Regions from separate parts of the Homo sapiens genome. Here region 2 is linked to region 1. A link is a loop called in an ENCODE intact Hi-C map of the cell type or tissue named here. Cell type or tissue: PC-9. All regions are shown on one strand. Each heading gives the region's core, and the rest is flanking DNA. Links, peaks and the distances in the headings are about the cores only.

The links. Peaks named below come from ENCODE experiments on the same cell type or tissue, not always from the same donor. Only the 100,000 strongest peaks of a DNase experiment are listed, where the experiment ranks them.
Region 2: it touches region 1 in a loop (3-fold over the local background); 2 of 110 quality-filtered maps call a loop at or near these places.

Annotation. Positions count from the first base shown.
Region 1 is chr22:39,115,151-39,120,523 of GRCh38, reverse strand. It overlaps the pseudogene COX5BP7. Among named protein-coding and RNA genes, the nearest start is that of APOBEC3H, 21 kb to the right of the region's middle. RefSeq lists enhancers at 2,524-2,673, 2,684-2,783. In PC-9, for the core only: CTCF peaks have their summits at 2,243 and 2,442 (motif pointing right); a DNase peak (open chromatin) is centred at 2,453.
Region 2 is chr22:39,044,727-39,050,099 of GRCh38, reverse strand. APOBEC3F (apolipoprotein B mRNA editing enzyme catalytic subunit 3F) reads right to left here. Exons shown (of 7, transcript NM_145298.6): 3 at 4,880-5,159; 4 at 4,558-4,672; 5 at 519-675. Among named protein-coding and RNA genes, the nearest start is that of APOBEC3F, 6.5 kb to the right of the region's middle. RefSeq lists an enhancer at 1-788. In PC-9, for the core only: no CTCF peak of the experiment used is centred there; a DNase peak (open chromatin) is centred at 3,229.

The DNA of each region.
Region 1 (5,373 bases), core at 159-5,158:
CATGGCTGCAAGGAAGGGACCGGACCCATATAATATACTACCCCTAAAGGCAGCTTCAGGCACCAAAGAAGACCCTAATTTAGTCCTCTCCATCACCAACAAGAGAAGAGTGGGCTGCATCTGCGTAGAGGACAACAGTACCATCACCTGCTTTGGGCTGCACAAAGGCGAGACCCAGTGATGCCCCAGCTATGGAACCCATTACAAGCTGGTGCCCCGCCAGCTGACGTACTGAGCACCTGCACCAAGTTACCCAAAATGTGCTGCAAAGTTTCTTCTTTCCAATAAAGAGTAGCCATTGCATTGGCTCCTTCTCCCATTAAAAAAAAAAGAAGAAAGGGCCGGGCGCGGTGGCTCATGCCTGTAATCCCAGCACTTTGGGAAGGCGAGGTGAGTGGATCACCTGAGGTCAGGAGTTTGAGACCAGCCTGACCAACATGGAGAAACCCCGTCTCTGCTAAAAATACAAAATTAGCCGGGCTTGGTGGCGCATGCCTGTAATCCCAGATACTCAGGAGGCTGAGGCAGGAGAATCGCTTGAACCCAGGAGGCAGAGGTTGTGGTGAGCAGAGATCGCACCATTGCACTTCAACCTGGGCAACAAGAGTGAAATTCCTTCTCAAAAAAAAAAAAAAAGAAAGAAAGAAAGAAAGAAAGAAAAGAAAAAAGGCCAGGCATGGTGGCTTATGCCTGTAATCCCACATCTTTGGGAGGGCGAGGCAGGAGGATTATTTGAGCCCAGGAGTTCTAGACCAGCCTGGCCAACATAGTGAGACCCTAACTATTTAAAAAAAAAAAAAGTCACATGCAGATTTTTTTTTTTTTTTTTTGAGACAGAGTTGCCCAAGCTGGAGTGTAGTGGGATAGTCTTGGCTCATTGCAACCTCTGCCTCCCGGGTTCAAGTGATTCTCCTGCTTCAGCTTCCCGAGTAGCTGGGATTACAGGCACACGCCACCACACCTGGCTAATTTTTGTATTTTTAGTAGAGATGGGGTATCACCATGTTGACCAGGCTGGTCTGAAACTCCTGACCTCAAGCGATCCGCCTGCCTTGGCTTCCTAAAGTGTTAGGATTACAGGTGTGAGCCACCATGCCTGGCCTAGTTGTCTATTTGTATCTTTTCCCATACAGACATTTTAGATTTTATGTAATCAAATAGATCTATATTTTTGTTGAAGGTCTCTGGATTCTCTCTTTTAATTATAAGGATTTTCCTAATTTCTGTTTTGTACATGTCTTCTGGATTTTTTTCTAAGATTTTAATTTTTTACATTGAAGCTCTGAGCCATCTGGAATTTATTTTTGCATATGGTATGAAAAAGGACTCAATTTTCTTCCAGATGGATAGCCAGTTGTGCCAGCACCATTTATTAAGCAGTCCAGAGTGTCCACCGAAATTAAGGCTATTGAGGCAGAAATAATTTGATAAAGGTTTATTGGAAGCCAAATGTGATGATCGACCCAGGAAGACACACCAACAAGGTTGGGGGTATTTCAGAGTCTGTCACAAGGTTTTTTTTAGGAAAGTTTAAAAGAAGGAAGGGGGAGCTGGGCGCAGTGGCTCATGCCTGTAATCCCAACAATTTGGGAGGCCGAGGTGGGTGGATCACCTGAGGTCAGGAGTTTGAGACCAACTTGACCAACATGGTGAAACCCTGTCGCTACTAAAAATACAAAAAAAAAAAAAAAAAAATTAGCCAGGCATGGTGGTGCATGCCTGTAATCCCAGCTACTTGGGAGGCTGAGGCAGGAAAATCGCTTGAACCCAGGAGGTGGAGGTTGCGGTGAGCCGAGATTGTGCCACAGTACCACAGCCTGGGTGTCATGAGCAAAAATATATCTCAAAAACAACAACAACAACAACAAAAAACAATGGAGGGGGACTCCTTTCCTTAGAGGGTACAACACAGAGGTTACCATCACCATCATGGGGTACAGATGACATCATACAGGATAAGAATGCCTACACACAAGACAATCAGTCGAACTTCAGACTTCAGCTCACCTTAAAAGAAATCAGTGTCCTATTTAGTGTCTGCAGGTTACACACTGATCAGTACATCAATCATTTGAGAAATTTATGATAAGATTCTTTAGTTGGAGACGCAATGTTACCATCGAGTCAAAAGACTGTTGCAGAACCCCAAAGGGTAGGTTTGAGTACCTGACACGCTGTAAGCCAAGCACTGACATGTGGGCGCTTAGGAGCAGAGAAAGGTTTATTCAATTTGGCCACGGCCTGAGGATGGGAGACCCAAACTCTCGAATCTGACCTTCCTTTGTAAGGTGGGTAGGGCGGGAGGTGAGATTCCCCCATGATCAAAGCTGTTTGCGTCCCTTCGTCAATCAAACTTCTGGACATCGCCAAGGAGGTCGCATGACCTCAGGATCTTCATTCTTCAGAAGCAAAACAAGTTCATGAATCTTGCAGGCAGCCTCCAGGGGGCAGAATGTGACGTTAATCAATTACTAGTGAATTGGTGAACACCCTCTACTTCAATGACCACATGTGGAGGAAGAAAAGAACAGAGAAGAAAATAAGTAACCAACATCTTATGGTTGTTATAGCATAGGCTGGGTTACAGCTCCCAAGGTGGATTGCTTTGGAAGCCTGCTTACTGTTGAACATGACTTGAAGGTTATCAACAGTTATTCATTCAATTACTCATGAATTTTCTGGGCAGCGGGTGGGGGATTCCCCGAACTGAGGACTCTTTCCCGTTTCGGACCATACAGGGTAATGTATAGATGTTGCCATGGCATTTGTAAAACTGTCAAGTCACTGGTGGTAGCGGTAGCGTCTTTTAGCACAAGAATTAATTTTAATTAGCATATAATGAGCGGTGAGGATGATCAGAGGTTTTGGCAGGTTTGGTCCGGGCCTCTTTACCGCATCCTGTTTTATCAGGGGGTCCTTGTGATCTGTAACTTGTGAAACCAGCCCTGCTGAACTACCTCAATATGAAAATAGTCTTAACCTTTGAGAAGAAGCCTTCGGTTCTAATTGATAGCCATATTTCCTGGTAATAATGTTGTAATCAACATCTTTGTATATTCCTTAAGCACTTAAATACTTAAAAAAGGGGGCTGTGTCAACCCTGAAGAGGATTACTGAGATTTTACTCATCTCCGTCCTGCATGATAAAAGAAAAATACATCCTGTTATTCCAGCAAATTGATGTTTTAATTAAGAGATCAAGGCCGGGCATGATGGCTCACGTCTGTAATCCCAGCACTGTGGGAGGCTGAGGCAGGTAGATCACCTCAAGTCAGGAGTTCTAGACCAGCCTGGCCAACATGGTGAAACCCCGTTTCTACTAAAAATACAAAAATTAGCTGGGCATGGTGGCGAGCGCATGTAATCCCAGCTACTCGGGAGGCTGAGGCAGGAGAATCACTTGAATCCGGGAGGCGGAGGTTGCAGTGAGCCGAGATCGCGCCACTGCACTCTAGCCTGGGTGACAGAGTGAGATGCTATCTCAAAAAAAAAAAAAAAAAAAGAGAGAGATTAAAAGTCTTAGATTTGCCTGTCTATTCCTATGCCAGTATCTGTCTGTCTATCTGTCAACGAAAAGAGTCAAACTCTATAAAATATTTGAATAGATTTATTCTGAGCCAAATATGAGTAAGCATGGCCCATGACACAGCCTTCAGGAGGTCCTGAGAACATGTGCCCAAGGTGGCTGGGGTGCAACTTGGTTTTATATATATTTAAGAAGGCATGAGACATCAATCAAATACATTCGAGACATATATTGGTTTGGTCCAGAAAGGCAGGACAATTCGAAGTCAGGGGGCTTCCAGGCTATAGGTAAATTTAAACATTTTCTGCTTGACAGTCGGTTTAGTTTGTCTAAAGACCTGGGATCAACAGAAAGAAAATGTTGAGGTTAAGATAAAAGATTGTGGCTGGGCACAGTGGCTCACACCTGTAATCCTAGCACTTTGGGAGGCCGAGGCGGATGGATCACCTGAGGTCAGGAGTTTGAGACCAGCCTGACCAATACAGCGAAACCCCATCTCTACTAAAAATATAAAAATCAGCCAGGCATGGTGGCACGCCTGTAATCCCAGCCACTCGGGAGGCTGAGGCAGGAGAATCTCTCAAACCCAGGAGGCGGGAGGTTGCAGTGAGCAGAGGTCCACTGCACTCTAGCCTGGGTGACAAAACTAGACTGTGTCTCAAAAATAAATAAAATAAAATAAAATAAAAGACTGTGAAGACCAAGTCTCTTTTGAAGTCTCATAGTGGCTGCCCTTAGAGACAAGAGATGACAAATGTTTCCTATCAGACCTTTAAAAGGTGCTAGACTGTCACCACCGGTAACACTCCAGTCTGGATGACAGCAAGTCTCCTTCTAGAAAAAACCAAAAACCAAAAAACAAAAAACCACCTCTGATCCCCAAGTTTTCCGTGAGACTGATTTGAGTAATAATAAAATTCCAGTCTCCTGCACAGCCTGCTCTGCGTGAATTACTCTTTCTCTATTGCAATTGCTGTGTCTTGATATAAATCAGCTCTGTCTAGGCAGTGGGCAAGGTGAACCCCTTCAGCGATCATATTGGAAAGTAAGTCATGAAACAGAGGGTTAAATAAAACTCATCTGATGAGAATTTATGGTTTATAGGGCATGACTCCCCAGACCCCTTAGATAGGAATTTGGGCAAGATTAAAAAAAAAAAAAAAGCAGAGCTTAGTCCTCATATCTACCTATCTATCTATCCATCCATCCATTCATCTATCCATCCATCTATCCATCATCATCTATCTGCTTCTGAGACCTGAAAGGCTAGTAAAGGTAATCAAAATATCCTTCTCTGATATATTTTGAGATGGCTGCTCCTGCAAACAGAAGCAGCCCTGCAAAGCGGTCTTCTATTATTATTATTATTTTGAGACTGAGTTTCATTCTGTCCTCCAGGCTGGAATGCAGTGGCATGATATCTGCTCACTGCAACCTCCGCCTTCTGGATTCGAGCGATTCTCCTGCCTCAGCCTCATGAGTAGCTGGGATTACAGGCACACACCACCACACCCAGCTAATTTTTTTTTTTTCTATTTTTGGTAGAGATGGAGTTTCCCCGTGTTGACCAGGCTGGTCTTGAACTCCTAACCCCAGGTGATCCGCCCACCTCGGCCTCTCAAAGTGCTGGGATTACAGATAGGCTTGAGCCACCGCGCCCGGCAAAAGCGGTCTTTTGTGGGGGAGATTTGCATCTGTAGAAAATCTGCATTGCTGCAGCCTGGTTTTCTCCCAGGCCCTCCCTTGTCCAGATCTAGGAAAGAGGAACTGAGATTCTGACACCCTAAAACTCTGAAAGAAACATTTACCATCTTTTTCCTCCGAGGACTGCTATCTGTGAGGTTTCA
Region 2 (5,373 bases), core at 112-5,111, 70 kb after region 1:
CAAGGCCTTTTGGTAAGAGGCAAAACCCCTCGACAATCTGATCCCAGGAAAGTTAGGGAGGAAGATCTGGGCCACGGACTTAAAAAATGTGGGAGGAAGTTGGGCGTGGTGGCTCATGCCTGTAATCCTAGCACTTTGGGAGGCCGAGGGGGGCGGATCACTTGAGGTCAGGAATTCGAAACCAGCCTGGTCACCACGGTGAAACCCCGTCTCTACTAAAAATGGAATAAAAATTAGCTGGGTGTGGTGGTGGGCACCTGTAATCCCAGCTACTCAGGAGGCTGAGACAGAAGAATTGCTTGAACCCAGGAGGCAGAGGTTGCAGTGAGCAGAGATCACGCCATTGCACTCCAGCCTGGGTGACTGAGTGAGACTCTGTCTCAAAAAAAAAAAAAAAAAAGAAATGTAAGAGGAAAGTACACACAGGAAAGCCCACGCCAGGCACGTCACTTATTGTGTTTTCTGCATTCCTAGCTGCTTAGCTCCTATTTGGGGTGTAAATAGGACTTTGGTGCTACCTGGTTTCGGAAGACGCCCCTCTTCCAGGAGACAGGTGAGTGGTGCTTTACAACTTCCATGGTGAAGCACAGCCAGCTTTCGTTCCGACCATAGGCTTTGCGTAGGTTTTTAAAGTGGAAGTAGAATATGTGTGGATACATTGCCTCCATCGGGTTTCTGAAGGCACAATAGAGAAACCCCAATGCAGAGACCCCCCTGGATTCCTCGGAGCTGATGCCCACTGAACACCACTCACTGGACAGCCCTGGGAATGTCTGCTGCTTTCCCAGGCAGAAAGACTGGGAGAGAGAAAGAGGAGGGGATGCTGGCAGGGGCAGAAGGGCCGGGGTGACCTCTCCCAGCTGGAACCACAGCTCTGGGCCTACCAATGGGACACCCTCAACCTCCCAGTTTTTCTGCCACACGTCTCCCAACCCATTAGGAAAATGCAACAGACAATAAAACTCTTCGCCCTAAAATAATTGCTTGAACATTTCAGCTCAATTCCTTCCTCACATTTCACCTGTCCGATGATGATGATTCTTTTTACGTTGGTATCACACCGAATTCCCAGGCCCAGGCTACTCTTTTTGTTTTTTTTGTTTTTGTTTTTGTTTGGGACATAGTCTCCCTCTGCTGCCCAGGCTGGAGTGCAGTGGCGCGATCTCAGCTTACTGCAACCTGCACCTCCCGGGTTGAAGTGATTCTCCTGCCTCAGCCTCCTGAGTAGCTGGGATTACGAGCTTGTGTCACCACGTCCGGCTGATTTTTGTACTTTTATTTATTTATTTATTTTTATACGGGGTCTCAGTCTGTCGCCAGGCTGGAGTGCAGTGGCACAATCTCGGCTCACTGCAACCTCTGCCTCTTGGTTTCAAGCGATTCTCCTGCCTCAGCCTCCCAACTAGCTGGGACTGCAGGCACGTGCCACAACACCCGGCTAATTTTTTGTATTTTTAGTAGAGATGGGGTTTCATCATGTTAGCCAGGATGGTCTTGAACTCCTGACCTTGTGATCTGCCCGCCTGCCTCCCAAAGTGCTGGGATTACAGGTGTGAGCCATCGCGGCCAGACCTAGTTTTTGTATTTTTAGTAGAGACTGGGTTTCACCATGTTGGCCAGGCTGGTCTTGAACTCCTGACCTTGTGATCTGCCCGACTCAGCCTCCCAAAGTGCTGGGATGACAGGCGTGAGTCACTGTGCCCGGCCAGCCTAGGCCACTCTCCTAAGTGCTGTGAGGGTCTGAGCTCATGGTATGTGCCTGAGGCCTGCAGGGGGCCATCACTATTTTACAGACGAGGTGCCAGAGGCACAGAGAGGCGGGGTAACCTGCCCAGGCCACAGAGATGGGGATGGATGGAGCTGGGGCCCCTTTCCGGGCCAGCCCTGTCCAGCCTCTGCATCACAGGCCCTGCAGGAGGGAGCTGTTGGGAACCGGACTCTCTTCTTACTAAACTTTAAAATAAGAGCATTTCTCCTGATCATCATATTTTTTCCTACACTCCATGTTGCAGGTTTCATTCTAAAAGGTGAATGGTGCTCACGGAGGAGGAGCCTGTGTCTGGAGTCATGTGCATCCTCCTCTGTTCACAGTGGAGGCATCTTTGGAAGAAGTGACTTATTTTCTGGTACAGAGACCATTCCCTCCCCCACATCCTCTCCTAAGACTTTGTGTTGAAACAAAGTAAATCTTGCAGAAATTCCATGGAAGTGCTGAGAACAAAATGCCTGATTGCTCCAATCATCCTTTGGTTCAATTTTCTCAGTTCCTGAGCTCAGGAATGGCGAGAAGCACAGAGAGGGAGCACCATCCCAGGGCGGGGAGCAATAGCAAAGGGGTGACTTTCGGGGGAGAGTCTCAGCAGGGGGCCTGGGCTGGGGCAGGTGGGGGAGATGGCCCATTCAGAAGCTGTAAAGGGGCGACCACATAGCAGGGCAAAGAGCCTGGCTGGTAGTGGGAGCAGCAGAGGAACCAGAGGGGAGAGAGACTAGCGCTGGGGCAGGGGCAGGGGGAGGCCAGGCTGAGGCCCAGCAGGGCCACCAGGCAGGAAGGGGCAGCAGAGGCCCCGTGGGCAGAGCGGGCAGTGGTCCCTGATCTGGGGCTTCATGTGCACCCTCCCTGGCAGGCTTGTCCTGGCCCTGATGGTAGTCCTGGGCTTGGGTTCTATTTTATCTTCCAGGGCCCTTGTTCCAGGAGACACCTGCGCTGTGAGTGACCTCACAGGCCCATCTGAGTGCAGGTCTCACTTTATGCTGCTTTCTCACCTGGATGGGAGGACCTCCAGAGGGACTCCTGGATCCTGCCCTCAGGAATCATCCCAGGGACGCCCCCCACCCGGTAGCTATGTGGTAGGGAGGGAGAGTGAGGGGCAGGTGTCTGCTTCCCCCTTGCCTTCACATTCAAAGGCCACCATTGGAGGGAGGAATAGCGGGTGGGGGTGCCCTCAGATGTCCCCCCAGGATGCCATGCGTGCCCCCACACTGAGCTCCTTCCTTCCACATCTCCTGCCCAGAGTTGTTCCCTGGCAGGCTGAGCTCTTGTCCCTATGTCACAGAAGGGTGGAGGCTGGTGTCCCCGGCCACCCTGTCTTGCAGTTTGCTCCTCCGGTCTAAGACCCAGGTGCTCAGTTCCCGTCTCTCCCGAGGGCCTTAGATCCCTTTCTATGGCCTCTCTGGTCTCTGGTTGCCTTTTTCTATTGTGCTTCCTGGAGAGCTCCTGGCATCTCAAGCCTCCCATTATCCAAGCCTACTCTTTTGCAAAATCTTACTCAACACCTGGCCAACATTGCAAAACCCCGTCTCTACTAAAAATACAAAAATTAGCCAGTGTGGTGGCATGAGCCTGTAATCCCAGGTACTTGGGAGGCTGAGACAAGAGAATTGCTAGAACCAGGAGGTAGAGATTGCAGTGAGCCGAGATCGCACCATAGCACTCCAGCCTGGGCGACAGAGGGAGACAGTGTCTCAAAAAAAAAAAAAAAATCTTATTCAATTGGGACCTTGATCACTGAGTGTTTGTTTGGCTCTTTCTGCATCTCCATCCCTGTTGGGGGCAGATTTGAGAAGGGACAGGCGTGAGCAGAGGCCGGGCTGGGTGCTGTTGGGTGGGGAAGCCATGGGGTGGGGCCCAGGGTGCAGCAAGGTCTGGAGGGAGGGGCTGTGAGAGTCAGGGCAGGACTCGCCTGGGAGACAGACACACAGAACAGGGACCCCTGCATGCCCCACGCAAGCTTGACCCATTGTCATGGACTAAATTGTATCTTCCCCACATTGATATGTTGAAACCCTCATCCCCACCTCCTCACAGGATAACTGTATTTGGAGACAGGTCCACTAAAGTGGTGATTAAATTAACTCATGGCCCTTAGGGTGGGCCCTAATCCTGTCTGACTGGGGTCCATAAACGAGGAGGACATTTAGAGGCAGAGAGACCCCAGGGGTGCAGGTGCACAGAGGAAAGGCCAGAGAGGACAGGGCTGGAAGGGACCCCCTGCCAGCCAAGAGGAGCAGCTGCAGAAGACACAACCCCGCCCACCCCTCCACCTTGGACTTGCAGCCTCCAGATCTGTGAGAAAATAAATGCCTGCCCTGTGGGCACCCGGCCCGGGGGCATCTTCTATGGCAGTCGAAGCCTGAAGTTTCCACAGAGGCTGCTCCTTCTCAGGGACTCAGGTCGGCCTTGAAGGATGTTGCTCAAAGCTTCTGGCTGTCGGCCTTGTGAATATTCATGCCCACTTACGTCCAGTTTTATGACAAATTCGATTATGCCAGGGAGATGGAAGGAGCCAGGTTGGGGATCCCAGGCTGTGGGGAGGGCGGCCTCGAAGGTGGATGGAGGTTGCTCTGGAGGCAGAAGGGGCCTCTCACTCATAGGAGGGGCCCAGGAAAGAGGGAGGAGGCAAGAAGGGGAAGGAGCACAAGGAGTGTGGGTGAGGGGTGTAACCATGAGGGCAGGCAGGGGGCAGGACGGAGGGCAGGAGGGCCTGGCCAGGGGAGGCCTCAGGAGGATGAGCAGGAGGCGAGAGGAGACAGACGATGAGGCCAGAGGGAGACCCTCACCTGAGAATCTCCTTTAGCGTGCGGTGCAGGAATGCATAATTGTCATCGAATTTGTACCAAGGCATGAATGGCTGACCTTCACTGTACACAAAGTTTTCCCAGCAGTATGCAAATTCTGAGACGAAGAGGCAGGAAGCAGTCAGGCTCTGCCCTGACCCTGGGCCCGCGCTCCCAGGCCTGGTCTCCTGGCTGTCAGTTGCTGTCAGTGCTGGCCCCGCCCCTGCAGGCTGCCCTGGGACACCCCCAGCCATGGCATTGCAGATCCATCCATCTTTCATGCTGTTCCTCCCGCTCACGCTCCCCTGACCCCTCCACCTCTCACCTTCATCGTCCATAATCTTCACGCGGGCCCCTGCCTGACTCAGCCTGCAGAGCGCCCTTCGGTAATCTCTTTCCCAGTAGTAGTAGAGGCGGGCGGCGGAGATGGTCAGGGTGACATTGGGGTGCTCAGCCAGGAATTCGGCCAGCTTCGCCACACAGTCCGGGCAGGGGGTCCAGGATACAAACCAGGTGATCTGGAAACACTTGTAAGCAGGCAGCTGGTTGCCACAGAACCAAGAGAGGAAGCACATTTCTGCGTGGTGCTCAGGCTGGGAATACACCTGGGAGAGGAGCAGGGGGCAGGGGATGCTCTGAGAGGGGGAGCAGGAGGAGTGCAGGGGTGGGGCAGGGAGAGGAGGGGCCAGGACAGGAGCCCAGGGGATCTTGCCATTGAAGCTCCTTTCCTCCATCCCCCCTGTTTAGTTTGAGTGATTGTCTGCTCCAAAGCTCACGTTCAGTGTTAATGGCTATTGTAATGGCCTTAAGAGGTGGCAC